2 separate regions of the Homo sapiens genome follow, and region 2 is linked to region 1. The links are chromatin contacts, found by Hi-C or POLR2A ChIA-PET in ENCODE. All regions are on one chromosome and are shown on one strand. Each heading gives the region's core, a stretch centred on a gene start or an enhancer-like site at or near the end of the contact. The rest is flanking DNA. Distances are from core to core; before and after follow the strand shown. Region 1 overlaps IGSF21 (immunoglobin superfamily member 21). Region 2 overlaps IGSF21 (immunoglobin superfamily member 21).

Evidence for each region. A loop is a pair of places that touch in the nucleus more often than their neighbours do. ChIA-PET counts read pairs that join two places held with the same protein, here RNA polymerase II (POLR2A). Pooled maps may share reads with other maps.
Region 2: a map of dorsolateral prefrontal cortex shows a loop between it and region 1 (3-fold over the local background). The contact joins two enhancer-like sites. A Hi-C loop is called at or near these places in 2 of 168 maps with a recorded cell type or tissue (dorsolateral prefrontal cortex and posterior cingulate gyrus) and 1 of 50 pooled maps. POLR2A ChIA-PET finds 5 or more read pairs at or near these places in 1 of 52 experiments (MCF 10A).

What each region holds. Positions count from the first base shown.
Region 1 is chr1:18,108,588-18,116,014 of GRCh38, forward strand. All of the region lies in intron 1 of IGSF21 (immunoglobin superfamily member 21), which reads left to right. Among named protein-coding and RNA genes, the nearest start is that of IGSF21, 4.5 kb to the left of the region's middle. Within about 2 kb of position 2,529, at least 2 of the 41 ENCODE cell types and tissues checked have a DNase peak (open chromatin) inside an H3K27ac peak, as active enhancers do; they include dorsolateral prefrontal cortex, where a contact is called at or near this core.
Region 2 is chr1:18,195,055-18,202,481 of GRCh38, forward strand. All of the region lies in intron 1 of IGSF21 (immunoglobin superfamily member 21), which reads left to right. Among named protein-coding and RNA genes, the nearest start is that of IGSF21-AS1, 23 kb to the left of the region's middle. RefSeq lists enhancers at 4,200-4,700, 4,701-5,201, 5,870-6,370. Within about 2 kb of position 3,329, at least 2 of the 41 ENCODE cell types and tissues checked have a DNase peak (open chromatin) inside an H3K27ac peak, as active enhancers do; they include dorsolateral prefrontal cortex, where a contact is called at or near this core.

The DNA of each region.
Region 1 (7,427 bases), core at 1,279-3,778:
ACATGGAGAAGGTGTGTGTGTGAGAGTGTGAGCGAATGTTGGGGGGAGGGTGTGAACATGTGCCACCTTCCCTGTGAGGGTGTGAAGTGTGTGAGCTTGTGTCACTGTGGGTGTGAGGTGTTAGGGGGTGGGTATGTGAGGTTTGGCGTTTCACGTGTGTCCCGAGTGTGCAGGTCTCTAGGGGTGTACGACAGCGGATTACTATTTCTGTGTGCACAGGAGATGGGACTGTGACACTGGACAAGAGTCTGCTTATGTGGGATGGGTGGGGGTGCAGGTGCCTGGGAGTCGTGGGCTTCATGGGGCTGGGAGTGTGTGTATGCGTGCCATGGAGCGTGTGGTTATCGTGTGCAGGGAGGTATGGACGCTTCCGGGGCTGGGGAGTTGTGAGCAGCTCAGTGTGTGTGTGTGTGTGTGTGTGTGTGTGTCCCGCCGTGTGGACTTGCTCCCGGGTTAGGCTAAGACAGCTAGAAGGAGGTTGAAGCCGAGCGGGTTCTCCGGAGCCAGTGAGAGGTGGCTCCGCAGCCCCAGGGTCCGCGGCCGGCCTCCCACCCAGTGCCGCCGCGTAGTGGGTCTTAAATGGAGCTGAACCCTTTCGCGCAGTGAGCAGAGAGCCAACGTGAGGCTAAAAGCCAGGAGGGAGGGAGGCGGGACCAGCGAAGAGCCGCAGGCACCGAGACTACAGGCTCCGCGTCCGGGATCCTCCTCGGAGCCTGGTGCCAACCTCAGCCTGGCTGGAGTCAGAGCCTGGCTCCGCCTCGGAGGGGAGCGGGACGCGAGGTGCCAAAAAGTCGTCTTTATGATCAATAAGGTCTCGACCCCGAGCCCCACTGGATGATAGAGGTGGGCATCACCTCTGTCCTATGCCATAGCCTTGTCCCAGCAGGAGGTGCCTACCTAGGCTCTGAGAGTGCCTGCCAGGAAGGGGTGCCCCCTTAAAAATAACCCCAACTCCTTCTACCCCGAAGTCCTTGGGGAGTGCTGGGTCTGCTGATGGGAGAAGCTGCAGAATTTGAGCCCGGAAGGTGGTCCTGACAGCGAGGGGGGAGGGGTTGGTGTAACCCAGAAGGAATGCAAACCCTGTACTTTGTTCCCCTACCCTTGGAACAAGAGACTTTCCTAAGTGGATCAAAATGTCCCCCCTCAACTTTGGGAGGAGGGCTCTAGAGGGAAAGGTTACATGGGGGAGGTCCTCGTTCCAGCGCCGCCGAGAGGGCACTGGGGTTTGTTGAAAGGCACTGGAGCCCTCACCTGGACATTGCAGGGGGCGGGGGTTGGAGGCTGGGGACCTAAGGTAAGCACCCCTTTCCCTGGGAATGCGCAGAACAGAGAGACGCGGCAGGGTGAAGGAGAGGACTGATGAGAAGGGCTTGTTGGGAAACCCTGGCTCCGTCAGGACCCCACCCTGCGAGCTCTCCCTGGAACCCGGGAGCAGGGTTCTTCTGGCTGCCCGGCTGCAGAGAGCTGACCCGGCATCCTGACGCCTCAAATCCCTTTGCCCGCCTCTGCGGGCTGCGGGAGGCGGGGGTTGGCGTGCCTGAGGGTGAGCGCATCTGGGCCGGTGCAGCCAGCGCGGCCTCGGAGCTCCGCTGCTCAGGATGAAGGAAGAGCGCAGACGCGGATCGCGAATGGGAAACTTTCCGCGTCTGGGGCGCAGAGGGAGATCCGAGGCAGCCGGGAGCCCTCTCTTCTCCGCAGAGGAGAGCACACGAGGGTGGGGTCCCTCCTTCCTCCTTCCAAGTCTGTGCCCAGAATGGGGGGCGGGGTGCGAGAAGAGTCCGTGAGAGACGCAAGAGGCGGGCTGTGCCGGAGGAGGGCGCCCTTCCTGGAGGTGGCCGAGAGAGGTGCACCTGGCAGCGGCTTTGCAGGGCCACCTGCCTCCGAGGGCGCAGAGAGGAGCAACCCGCGCCGGCCTTCACGAACGTACTGGCGGTCACTGCTCGGGGAGGGGCACGGCCAGAACGCCCTCGCCGGTTCTGCCCCTTTGGGTGGCAGAGCAAGGGTGCCCGACGCTAGAGAGTCGGGTCTGGCAGGAGGAAGGAGGCCGCTGCCCCTCGCACTGGCTGGGCCGGAAGTCCTTGCCCTGGCTCCCCACTTCCCAGAATCAGACCCTCCAAAGGAGAAACCCACATTTCTCGGGACTCCTGGGCGTGTCCTGGGGCGTTTTCAACTCCTCCAGCCCCCGTGAACCGTGCCTGGGCACTTCTGGGAAGTCCTGCACTGGAGCCTGTGCAGTGGCGCCGGGCTGGGGATGGAGGAGTGGTCCTTAGCCGCTGTTCAGCCCTGGGAAACGTTCCGCTGAGAGCAGGGTGGGGGCAGCCCCAGTTAGGGGTAGCCCACGGCCCCAGCCGGGGGTCTCCGGGATTGCGCGGGCGGAGGTGGGCGGCCCTGCGGGTTCTCGGGTTCTCGGGTTCTCTGTCTCCGCAGCCGCGTGTCAGCAGGTGGATGGGATGGAGGGGCTGTCTCCGCTAGGCCGCCGCAACCGCAACGCCGAGACTGCGGGGGCTGTGCGCGCGCGAGCGGGTGTGACGACTTTATATATTTATCCTCCCTTCACACGCCCCCTTCCCACTGGGCGGGGCCTCTGGCGCGGCAGGGTTTCTTCTCCAGCCCCAACTGGGGGAGTTAAGGGCCCTAATCCCTTGCAGGCTGCCTCGCCCATGCCCCTCCAGCGTGGCCCCGCCCCTAGCCATAAACTCCACCCCTCTTCCACCCCATAACCGCTCTGCAAATGGGAGTTTTTCATTTTCGTGTTTTAAGTGCAGAGAATATTCGAGCTGGAGCGACCTCGGAGATCACTCACTTCGGTGGTTTTGAAACTTGTGTGTTTTTCTTTTTCTTTTAAGTAGGAAAACCCTTTTAGAGGAAACATTATCACCCTCCTAAAATCCCAATACCTTGAGCAAGATGATAGATCTTAAAGTAAAGCTGCCCTGGTGGATGCTGGGGATGAGGCCCACATCGAGCGCTCCTTCCACACAAGTCTTTCACAACCTCAAGACTGCTCCCTTCCTCCGCAGCTAGTATTGTAGCTGGGGTTTTGTTTTTCCAATAGCCCCGATTATATGGATCAGCTGCGATGTGTCAAGCAGGATGCTGGCTGCTGCTTCGCAGTCCTCATTCATGCTGCAAGATAGATTTAAGACCTTCTTTTCACAGATTAGGAAACTGAGGTTCTGAGGTTTAAGACTTGTTAATGACAGAAGTACAGGCTCCTTCCGCTCCCTCCTAGTTCTGCCCCAGGCTCCTCTTTCCGCTGAATCTTCCTTTCCTCTCTCTGGCCGCAAAGAATCCCTTGGGCAGGGCATGTGAGTAGAGAAGGACCCAGGTCATCTGAGTGATGCCTCAGATCTGCCTGCTACTCTGATATTTCAGAACGTCAGTCACAGACACACTTGAACTTCACTACACTCTGGCAAGATGGGCAGAGGACGGAGTAGGGGAAGGAGGTGGAGGAGCTTAGGGGACTTGCTTAGTTAGGTGCCTGGTTTATAGTGGTGTGTGACTTCAAAGGCAGAGACCGACAAAATAGAGGCTGTTTAGTTCTATTAACTGGGTTTCCTGGGATCTGTAGAGGTATTTAACCTAGGCAGTTGACAGCCTGGCTTACCACCTTGCCCGCCTCCGCTATAGCCCCAGGCCACCAGGAATTCATTTATTCATGCATCCAACAAATGCTTATTGTACACTATGTGCCAGACACGGTGCTGAGCATTGGGAAAACGGCCCTGAGCTTGGTAGAGGAGTCCCCTGCCTCTATGGTGTTTAAGGCTCAGTGGGAAATTGATGCTTCATTTAGAGGGAGGAAGGGGCTATTATCTCTCTCTGGCCCTAACTGAGCTAGGTGTCACGCCATGTGCTTTATCTTTCTTGTCTTACAGAATCCTTACAAGCACCCTGAGAAGTAAAATGAAGTCCATTTTGTAGATGAGGAAACTGAGGCTCAGAGAGGCTAGGTGACTTTGCCAAGGCTGCAGAGTCATTGAATGGCAAGCAGGAATTCAGATACAGGGCCCTCTGACTCCCTGGCCTGTGCTTCCTCCCTCCATGCTCTGCTGTCTCCTGGTGATCATTTCCTGAGCCCCAGCCACATGGATGTGTCCAGTCTCCTGTCTGGATGCCTGACTCCTTCCCAAACCCACACTGAAATAGAATCATCCAGGGTGTTCATCTGCACAGATGGGAGAGGGAGTGTCCCTGAAAGCTATTGCCATCACCAAGAGAATGAATAGGCATCTGCTGTGGGCAGGGCACATGTGAAAAGAGCAAGGCCTATGAGTGTGATCCTCATCCCAGGGCAGCGAGAGACTGGGCATGTTTCCGAAAAGATGAACGACAATCTATTTTGTCCATCCTCCCTCTCCACCTCCTTTCCTCCCCCATCCACTCCTGTTCCCTTCCTCTCTTTTTTCTTTTTGCCTTCTTTTTTCTTTTTAAATAAAAGGAGGTTCAGGATCTTTTGTAAGTGGAGGAACTGGGAGTTTCAAAACCAGGTCTGAAGCAATCCAGAGACAGCTGCTTTTTCATCACTGGAAAGGGAGTACAGCAGCCCTTACTACTTGTAGGAGGCTGCAAAGCTGTTCATTTCAAATGATAAATGTCAGTGGTGGTAAAACACATGAGATCACTTCCTAGGAGGTGTCCTTCTTTAGGATGAAATTCCAGGGAAGATTGGGGTGGTGAGATCCTGGAACCCACCTTTATGCTACAGTGAGCTCCAGGAGTGGAGGGGGCTCATGTTCACTAAGACCCCCGGCTAAGATTCCATGGATGGAGCAATAAAGGTAGTGTGTATGGGGCTGGAGATGCAGGCCCTGTTCAGTCACCTCTGCAGCCCAAAAGAGCAGGAGAGACAGGTCGTGGGCAGGGTGTGGCTTGGGGGTGGGGTTTTTCTGAGACCCAGACTTTAGTCCCCTCCCAGGAAAGGAATCTGGTGTTTGGTTTTTCCACCAGCCTTTGTTACATCTTCTGGCCACATACTAAATTTGCTTTGGGAAATCACACCAACCCCGCACCCCACCCCCACCCCACCCAACACATAAATTGCATGACATCTTGGTGGGTGAAACTACTGGGTAAGGCATCCCCAAGATGGGCCCTGGAATCTGAATATTGAGCGGAGTGTCACAAAGACTGAGAGACACTAGAATGTCCCCCTTGCCCCTGGGACCCCCAGGAAACCGTCCTTTGTTGGTTTCCTGAGACTGATAATGATGGGACCTATCTCCCAGTGTACTGAGAGGGTGGAATCAGGCATTACAAGCAGAGCTCTTAGCTCAGTCCCGTGGGCTCTGATGCTTGTTACTAGTGTTAACCATGGTAACGATGAGTACCCGCTGAAGCAGCCCCAGTCCTTGCGTTACTCGACTTTTTCGTAGTGTTCTCATTGGTTACATTTTTTGGCTTGAGAGTCTAGTGTCAATTTCTGCTGCTTGCAAGGAAAGGATCCCATGTGATAACCTCTCTAGGTGTGATGACCAGTGCCAGCCTTGGAGTTGCCAGTCAGTGCACTCTTGGTAATGCACAGAGGATGGTTCATGGCCCTCTGGCTGGGGGTGACCAATCCCACCGCCTGCCCTCTGTCTTTCCCTGGAGTCTTGAGGCCCATTGAGTGCAGTGTGAGACTCAAGTTGTTCCCCGCTAGTAAAATGTACAGATGGAGGCCAATCTTATAGTGAACTTCCAATCCCCTGACCCACTAGACCCTGCTCCACCCAGGCAGGGACCCCATCTGGTTCTGTTCACTGTTGAGTCCTCCACAAAACACATAGCAGGTGCTCAGTCAGGTTGTTTGTTTGGGTGATTAGGCTACCTCTGGCCTTGCGACATGTGCAACCTGGTTTTGAAAAAGACTGAGCATGTGGCTTTCTATTTCTATGGAAAATTGTGTGAAAAGGCTTATAGCATGTGGAATTGAGGCTGGACTTGCAGGTGGACTTCCTGGCAGCAAAGATGTTCTGATCCTGGAACTACATTCTTTCTTTCTGCAGTTTCTCAGATAAAGTAGCAGAGGCCCTGACTAGATATCTTAACTCTCTACCTGCTGGCAGTACTTGAAAATGCACAAAACACTTCCACGCCCATTATTCCATTTAGACCTCACATCACACAGGGAGACAGCTAGTCTTGTACCTGTTGAACAGATGAGGGAAAATGAGGCCCAGGAAGATGAAAGGATGGCAGTAGGCAGTGGCTGGACTGGAACCCAGATTCTGTGGTTGCGAGCTCAGCCTTCCTCCCATCCTCAACCCATTGCTGGACTTCATTTAGCCACAGGGGTCTGGCATGAGACAGGTCAGTTTCCCATGTGCTTACAGGCCAGTAAGCTTTGACCTCAAGTGTGCACTGTGAGCTGTGTGCTGCTGTAGCCACTTTGCTGCTGTGACTTCCTCTATCCTCCACTGCTGTCCAGGTGGGTGTTATATCCCCAGTCCACAGGTGAGGACACTGACATGCCCAGGGTCACACAGCTTGAGACAAGAGCTCACTGTCTCCCCTGTCTCCACAGTCTTGTCCTGCTCAGAGATTTCTGGCCTTAGCTTCTCCATCCTCCACCTCCTCCCCCACTTCCGCCCTTTCTTGGCTCAGAGAGCAGACATCTGCCCTCAGCTAGCACAGTCCCTGGCTCCCCATAAGGCTTTCTCCAAGTTTCTGCTCACCCACATCCTCCCTCCACAGCCCCCCACCACACACACACAGACTCAGGTGTGCCCTAAGCATGTTGGCAGCAGTACTTTTGGCAACACTTTGAAAGCAGCCCTCCTTGGGGCTGGAGATCGTTGGGGATAGTCTCCCTCCTGAACAGAGCTATTGAGGGTGAGCATCTCTGCACCCTCGGCCCTGGCACCAGGCCTGGCTCTGAGCACATAGATCCTGAAGATGTGTTTGTTGAATGAATGAATGATGTCTCCCCTGAGCCTGAGGTTTGGTTCAAACACCAGACCCAGGCTTGTTTCCTGGCCCTGCTCAGTTGCCTCTGGAAGTCCTTTCTGGTGTGAGAATGTGTCCATTGTCCTTCTCCATTCCATGGACCACAGTGGCATCACAGCTGGCATCTGGAGGAAGGGCCAACACTGCAAGGTGATGGGAAGACCAAGGGGACTTCGTGTCCCCTCTATGTTCTCCTTGGAGAGGGGACTGTCCTAGATGGGTGATGGGGATTTGGGAAGGTAAAGAAAGAAGGAAGGAGGGAGGAAAGGAAGGAAAAAGGTTGAGAAGGGAGGGAGGAAGACAGGAAGGAAGGAAGGAAGGAAGGAAGAAAGAAAGAAAGAAAGAAAGAAAGAAAGAAAGAAAGAAAGAAAGAAAGAAAGAAAGAAGGAGAGGGAGGGAGGGAGGGAGGGAGGAGCAAGCATTCACCGAGCAGCTACTATGTGCCAAACCCTGTGCCAGACATGTTCACACATAACATCATACTCAACTATCCCAGA
Region 2 (7,427 bases), core at 2,079-4,578, 87 kb after region 1:
CCATGATTCAATGATCTCCACCAGGCCATGCCCTTGACACATGGGGATTATTACAATTCAAGGTGAGATTTGGGTAGGGACACAGCCAAACCGTATCACGCCCCCACTTCACAGAGCATCCAGAAAGTAAAGAAACTTACTTAAGGCCACAGAGCTAGAAAGTAGCAAAGCTGGATTTGCACCCAAGAGCGTCTTTGATGAGAGTCTTCACTCACTCTACACAGCCAAGCTGTCTCCAGGGGATGGAATGTCATGCCAGCCTCGGAACAGCACAGGGAACTTGGGGTGCTCTGGGTGCCATCGATGGATTATAACGGCTGGAGCAGGCATGGAGACAGGTCAGTTGAAATGAAGTTGGAATGAGGATCAGAACAGGCTTGGAGGGGCAGAGGAACCCCTTCTTCCTCTTCCTTCTTCTCCACTTTCTGGAACCTTCTGAACCTAGCACAGAGACCACCATCCTCTAACACCTTCCCAGATTCCCCGGCTCTGTGTGAATGTGTTCCCTTGCTCTGAGCTGCCCAGCCCTGTTGTCTGTGCCTCTCTGGAATGAATTCCATTCTCTTTGCACCTGGCGTTCTCTTTGGACCTCCTCAAGACCAGGGCTTGCTCTTTTCTCCTGCATTCCCTGCACCTAACACAGGCAGCGGCACACAACAGCTACACTGCGGATTCACTGATTCCACAGGAGTTTTTAAACACAATTATGTGTTCAAAGCAGAAAACACAGACCGGAATGAAATGAAAGACAGTCTGGTGGGGACCAAGACTCATAAACAGATGCTGGTCCCTAGGGCAGTGCATGGCAATAGTAGAGCCCAGAGAGAAGCCTGGTCCAGACTATGGTATGGGAGGGAGGCAGAGAAGGCTTCCCGGAAGAGGCAGCAGCCAGCGCAAGTGGCAGGTGCAGAGCCCTTGGGCAAAAGCGAGAGCTCAGCCTTCTGGAACTGCAAGCAGCTTGGTGATGCTGGGGGGTTGTGTGCAGAGAGACTTGGGAAGGGAAAATGTTGATGGAGAGGTCCACATGAAGAGGCTGGGGCTTCATCCTGGGGTATCCCTTCTCTTGAGATTGACAGTAGGGTTGAGGAGGATTTGAAGAGTTTAATCAGGGGGCTGAATGTGGTCGGATCTCTGTCAGATATCCAGAGGCTGGAGGCAGGGAGGCCGGGGAGGATGCCACCTTATAATCCCCGAGAAAGATGCCAGCAGGCTGAATGGATTTGGGGTTACAGGGAAGGGAGGAGTAATTTGGGTTATTACTAAATGCTCGTTGAGCTGGATTCTGTATTGACCTGCAGGACTCCATCTGACCTAATGGCAGGGAGGAGAGGCCATGCCTTGGATACTTCCTGAGTCCCTGCAGGGCGCGTCTGCAGAATCCAAGTGTGCAGTGTGCAGCCAAGAGCTCAACAACCAACATACTTAGATGTCAGCAGGAGAGCCCAGGGTCTGTCCTCACTGCCAAAGCTTAGCAGGGGGCTCCACAGGGTCCTGAAGGTACCCCCTGAAAAATTATCCGTGTCAAGGCTGACCTTTATTGAGCACTGTCTAGTTGACAGAGTCTGTTAGAAGTGCTCTGTTTTATCTCATCAGAGCCACATAATGGCCCCATGAGGTGGTGCTCTTCTTATATCTGTTTGATAGACGAAGAAACTGAGGCTCCAAGCAGGGAAGTGACTTGCCCAAGGTCACAACCCTAGGCAGTGACGGAGCTGGGACTTGAACACATGATCTTGAGCCTCTCAAGCCCAGGCCTCTGCTGCCACCTCTGGAAGATGCTGTTTTCCCAGGAAGGTGATATCTCCAGTAAGACACCCTTCTATGCAAGCCACAGAGACAAGTGGGGGAGCCGCCCCGTGCCCCTGTCCAGATGAGTGAAGGAAGACGGACGAGCTGGCTTCCTCTCTTTTCCCGGCTTCCCGGTACCAAGTATATATTTTTTCTAATCGGCCCGGCTGCTGATGGTTATCTGGCTTCGCTAGAGAGCGAAAGAGACTTTGTGTCAAATGCTGAAAAATGACTTTTCAGGCAGCCTCTCTGTCTCCTGAAAGGAGGTGACGTGCTCAGAGCATACAAATCACTCAGCATTCGGGTGTCTCGATGCGAGGAAGGAGTGTGTTTGGATTGCTAAAGCCACTCCTGTCCCTTCACAAGGTCATGGGCGGGCAACCCAGTCTTGTCAGTGCCTGGAGAGCAGAGAAGCCTGGTGCTGAGAGGTGCTGTGGCCCCCAGATGGCAAGCCTGTGGGGTGTCTGGACCCAGGAGGGGTCCCTTGGATGCACAAGGTACAAGAGTCCAAGAGGGAGGCTGACCTCGGATTCTAGGTCTCCATCAGCCCACAGTAAGCTGTGTGACCTTGGATAAGTTACTTAACTTTTCTGGTCCTTGGAAATCTCGCTCCATAATTATCATCCCACAAATGCTGTTTTCAGCTAAGCCATTCACCCTGCTGGATGTTCTAATAACTGCATTTGTCTGGTGCTGACAAATCCTCAGTGATTCCCAGGCAGCAGAAACTTGCCTGGTACCTACAGAGAAGTCACTGGGTGTGAAGGACAAAGGCAGACGTTGGAATGCTCCAGAGAGGGCCTTGAATCCAGGCTCTGGAGGCAGCCTGTGGGTTCAAACCTTGGCTCTGCCACTCAACAGCTGGGTGACCTTGGGTATGTGACTTTATCTATCTGAGCCTAAGTTTCCTCATCTATCAACTGGGGAAATAACCAAGACTACCTCATATTGGGGCTATGGTGAAAGCCAAGGGCTTAGAATGATGCCTGGAACAAGAGTAAGTCTTCAGCCAGTGTCAGCTCCTGTCACTGTGACTGTGTCTTAGCTGTGCTGACGTGGCCACTGGCTTCTATAAGAATCCAGTGGATTCTTGGAAAGGTGTCGTAACCTCTCCAAGGCTTGGTTTCTTCATCTGTGTAGAGGGGATGGGGATTTAAAAATTCAATGTGCTTAAAATGCTTGGCACACAGCAGTTTCTTAATCACTTGTAGACATTTCTCTGGCTCTTTGCAGAAAGATATTTTAAATAAAATTTCAGTTTTCAAGTGTATCTGATATTTTGCAATCCTTTGAAAATTTATAAAGATGATGTACACAGTATAATCTGTCTCGAAGTGAACACGGGGTTGACTGGACAATGCCATTTTCTGAGTGGCCATACCAGAGTAAGAGCCCACTGGAGATCAGAACTTGGGGGAGAGTGCCCAGAGCCAGCTCCAGGGAGTAGGACCTGCCCAAGTCATAAGTGGCAGCTCTGGGTCCTGCCTGCCTCTCTTCCTGAGATGCCATTTATAGCTGCCGGGACCCACATGGGCCCGTAGGGTGGCCCTGCCCATGCAGAGAGGGGAGCAGCTGTCATTGTAAGAACTGAGTGAGCCCAGGAGCCAGGCTCCCAGGGTGCCAAGGGATCGTCGTCATTCATCTCCCCCGTTTTTATTTTCTTCACTATAAAGCATAGAAAAACCACGTAGCCAGACCTTAAAAAATACAGACGGTCTCCAGATGAGTCTGTGATGTTAGGCAAGGCCTGCCAGGCGCTTTCTTAATGCTGTAATAAAACTGGCTGGGGAAAAACTCTAAAATTACGGAGGAGGCCGGCAGTATAAAATGTATGGGATCAAGAGAGAGAGAGAGAGCAGAGTATTGCAGCAGTTCCACACTGGGCCCCAGGTGGAACTGGGCTGGGTCATCCGATGGCAGAGTGACGCCACTTCTGTCACCACCCCCCTGGCCCTACTTTACTGCTGGGGTGTTTTGAGGATCTAATAAGGTCGTGGGAGTAATAGGCTTTGTTATTTACAAATAATTCGAATAAAAGGACAATAGGAAGACCTCTCCCCTGCCCCCTCTGCCCAGATGCCCCCCCAAAGCAAGACTTCTTGATGGTGGCAGGTTCCATGGGCCAGATGAGGGTGGCCCCCTGGGACTCTCTGTCTTTCTCCCCTGCCCATCTCACTGGTCCCCCTTCCCCAGCGGGCCTTGGACTGGGGTGCTTTGGTGCCCGTAAATGGGTTGAATGAATTAGGCCCATGTCCTTCTAAAGCAAACTTTTAAAAAATACTCAGTTTTGCAAGGCCCCCCGGTACATTAAACAGATAGAAGGGAGGGTGGCTCTGGTGAATAAAGAGTGGGTTGGGGCCCCTGCACCCATCAGTGGCGTGCCCTGAGTTCAAATACTGTCCCTGCCACTCACCACCCAGGGGATGTGTTTCAGTGTTTCGACCTCTCCCAGCCTCTATCGCATCATCTGTAAAATGAGGATAGTGCTAGAACTCACCTCTCATGGTGGAGATTCAGTAAGACAAAAGATGCACCTGGCTCAGAGTAAACTCCTCAGATATCCCCATTACAACAACGGCTACTGTGATTTGACTGCTGTTGGATACACGGACATCCAGGCGCCCCTCGGATCCTGGGCACCGGCTCTTGAAGTGCCCTCACAGAGGCCCTGTCAATCCAGGCATCCGACTCCACAGTTCTCAGCTTCCCAGCCCTGGTGACTCCACTGCCTCCTCTTTGGCCATCTGCATGTGCGTGATGGGAAGCTGTGCCTGTGCCTCTCCTCGGTGGCTGCGGTAATAGAGCCCAGAGTGAGCAGGTGGCAGCCCCCCTCCCCCTTCCCTGGTCTCCCTCCCTCCCTATCTCTCACCTCGGCTGCAAAGCTCCGACTTTATTTAATCGCTTCCATTGTCTGCTCCACGCCTGGTAATCTCAGCTGGGAACACATGTTAACAAATGGGCAAAGTTTTATCGGGAGCTCAGAGCCCCTCCCCGCTTCGTCAGATAAGGTGCTCTTGCTTGGGGGCTCACACTAGGGAAGCTGCTCCCGGCCCCCCCCTACCCCCGTGAGAATCCATCCCTAGGCAATTGCATTGTGTGAGCAGGGTAACAGGAGGGATGGGTAGGAGCGGGTCCAAGGGGGCTCTGGGGATCCAGACAAAGACCCCAAGCCCCTGCTCCTTCCCCACTCATGGGTTCTGCTGCTTCTCCTGCTGGCTGGAAGACCCTTGAGATTCTGCCCATTGTGGGACAGTGGGAAGGCTTGCCTTAGTTCTTGGTTCACATCCGGGCTCTTGCGTCTTCCCAACTGCATGATGGTCACTTCCATTCTCTGCATCTTGGTCACCTCGGTTATAAAATAAGAAACAAGCCTATCTGTCTCCTGACAAAGAGAGTTTAAGTGAGGTTATGTGAGTGAAATTATCTAGGGAAATGCCTGGGGCTTAGTAGGTAGACAGCGCCCCCCTTTGCTTCCTACCTGAATTAGTTTCCTAGGACTGCTGTAACAGTGACTTAAAACAGCAGAAGTTATTGTTTCACACTTCTGGAGGCTAGAAGTCCAAGATCGAGGTGTGGGTGGGCCACACTCCCTCTGATTCCTGCAGGGAATAATCCATCCTGGTGCCTTCCTAGCTGCTGGTGGCTGCTGCAATTCTTGGTGTTTGGTGTTCCTGGGCTTGTGCCTGCATCCCTCCGGTCTCTGCCTCTGCCATCACGTGGCCTGCTCCCTCTGTGTCTGCTTCTGTGTCCAAATTCCGCTCTTCTTATAAGAACATTATATTCAATTCGGGCCCTTCTTCATCTTAACTTGATTATGTCTGCAAAGACCCTATTTCCAAATGAGGCCACAGTTACAGGTGTAGGGCTTAGGATTTCAATGTATCTTTTAGAGGGATATAGCTCACCCTACAATGCTACCTTTTGGCTAAGTCTTCCTAACTTGAGTGGCCGGGATCCACGTTGCCCTTGGATCAGCCTCTGTCACTGAGCTGACCCTGCTTTGAGTTTCACGTGATTTATGTCGTTGATTTTACCCCAGCCCCATGAGGAGGGATAATGAGGAGGGGTCCACCTTTGCTCTTCTGCTGCGCTATCCTGTTCTGTGCTAGGGATGGATGTAAACAGATAATAGTGTTTACATGAGACAGGGGCCACACTAGGGAGATAAGCATTTATGGAAGCAAAGATAGTGTCCCTTTCTCACTAAGTGGAAGTGAAAATAGGAAGGCTCTCGAGAGACCCACTGAGCTGGTCCTGGAAGGGTAAAGAAGGCATTCTGGGTAGAGGAAGGAGCTTGAGCTGGGGACTGGAGGAAGGAGCGCCCCTGAGCTGTCTCAGCATGGGTGAGCAGCCCTGGGAGACTGAGTCAGGGACTGAGCGCGTGCTCAGGGAAGGATGGAGCTCCCTGGAGGTCAGGCTTTAAGGGCAGCCGGGCTGACACTCAGAATGGCCAGGCTAAGAAGTGCAGACTTGATTGTGCCAGCACTGGGGAGCCAGTGAAGATTGTGGAACTGAGACATGGTAGGAGCAGAATCGTGGCTCCAAGGGCTAATCCAGCAGCAAACACATTTCAAAGTTTTTGCTGAAGGAAAGCCTCACCACGGAGGGACACAACGAGCACTGGAATTTCAAGGAGCTGTGGAAGTCTATCATCCAGAAATTCCCCAGAGGAACCTCTAGCCTGGCTGGATGGACAGCACCCATGTCAACTCAGCCTCCTGGTCCTGATTCCTCCTTCACGCTGGTGAGGGACACCAGGCATGGCCCCAGGATATCTGGGAGCTGGGACCCACCTGCTCTCCCTTCTAAGGGAAATAGCAAGGAACAGGTATCTCTGGACTTTGCCTCCTCTGCCCTCTCATTGGGGTGTGTGTCGGGGGGTCTGTCCGTTACTGGCATCCCTCTCCCATCCCATGCCGAAGATTTTGACCTTTATAGCCAAGTCTGAGCTGTACTGATAGAACATCCACAAAGTCAACAGTGGGAAGGTTCCACAGGCCCAAGCATCCCTTCCTGTGCCTTACAAGTGGAATCATTTATTTCTGTCCTCTAATCTTGATTAAACCCATCTGAAAATAAGTTAGATATCAAATCTGTGATTTCAGTCCTCCCTCCGTTCCTGACCCTCTTCTCCCTCTAGTTGCCCCAAAAGTGGCCAGTTTTGTTCAGGAGAGCACCAAGCACTTGGAAAATTCCATTCCCAGCCTTCCCAGCTCATTTCTGCTTCCACGCACCCTGCTGCCTCCTGACAGTCTCACTTTTAACTCTATTTACATTCTGGAAAGTACATAAGATTTTTATCATGTACTTTCCTAATGTCAATTTTCCCCTGATGAGAATAAGGCTGTAAACACCCATATTTTCATAAGCCTGTTATAGTCCTCCATGTATTCAAAGTCGATGAGCAATGCAATCTCACATTCTCAGGGCTGGCTGGGACTGGCACAGGAGGACGGCTCAAGGCAAACTCTGGGAGCCAAACTCCTAGGTGTCTTCTTTGTCTTTCCTTGGGTTACCACCTTCATTACTTTTGGGGGCCCTTCTTTTATGCCTAAATCTGGGTGTTCCTTCTTTTTCACACTGCTATAAAGAAATACTCAAGACTAGGTAACTTATACAGGGAAGAAGTTTAATTGACT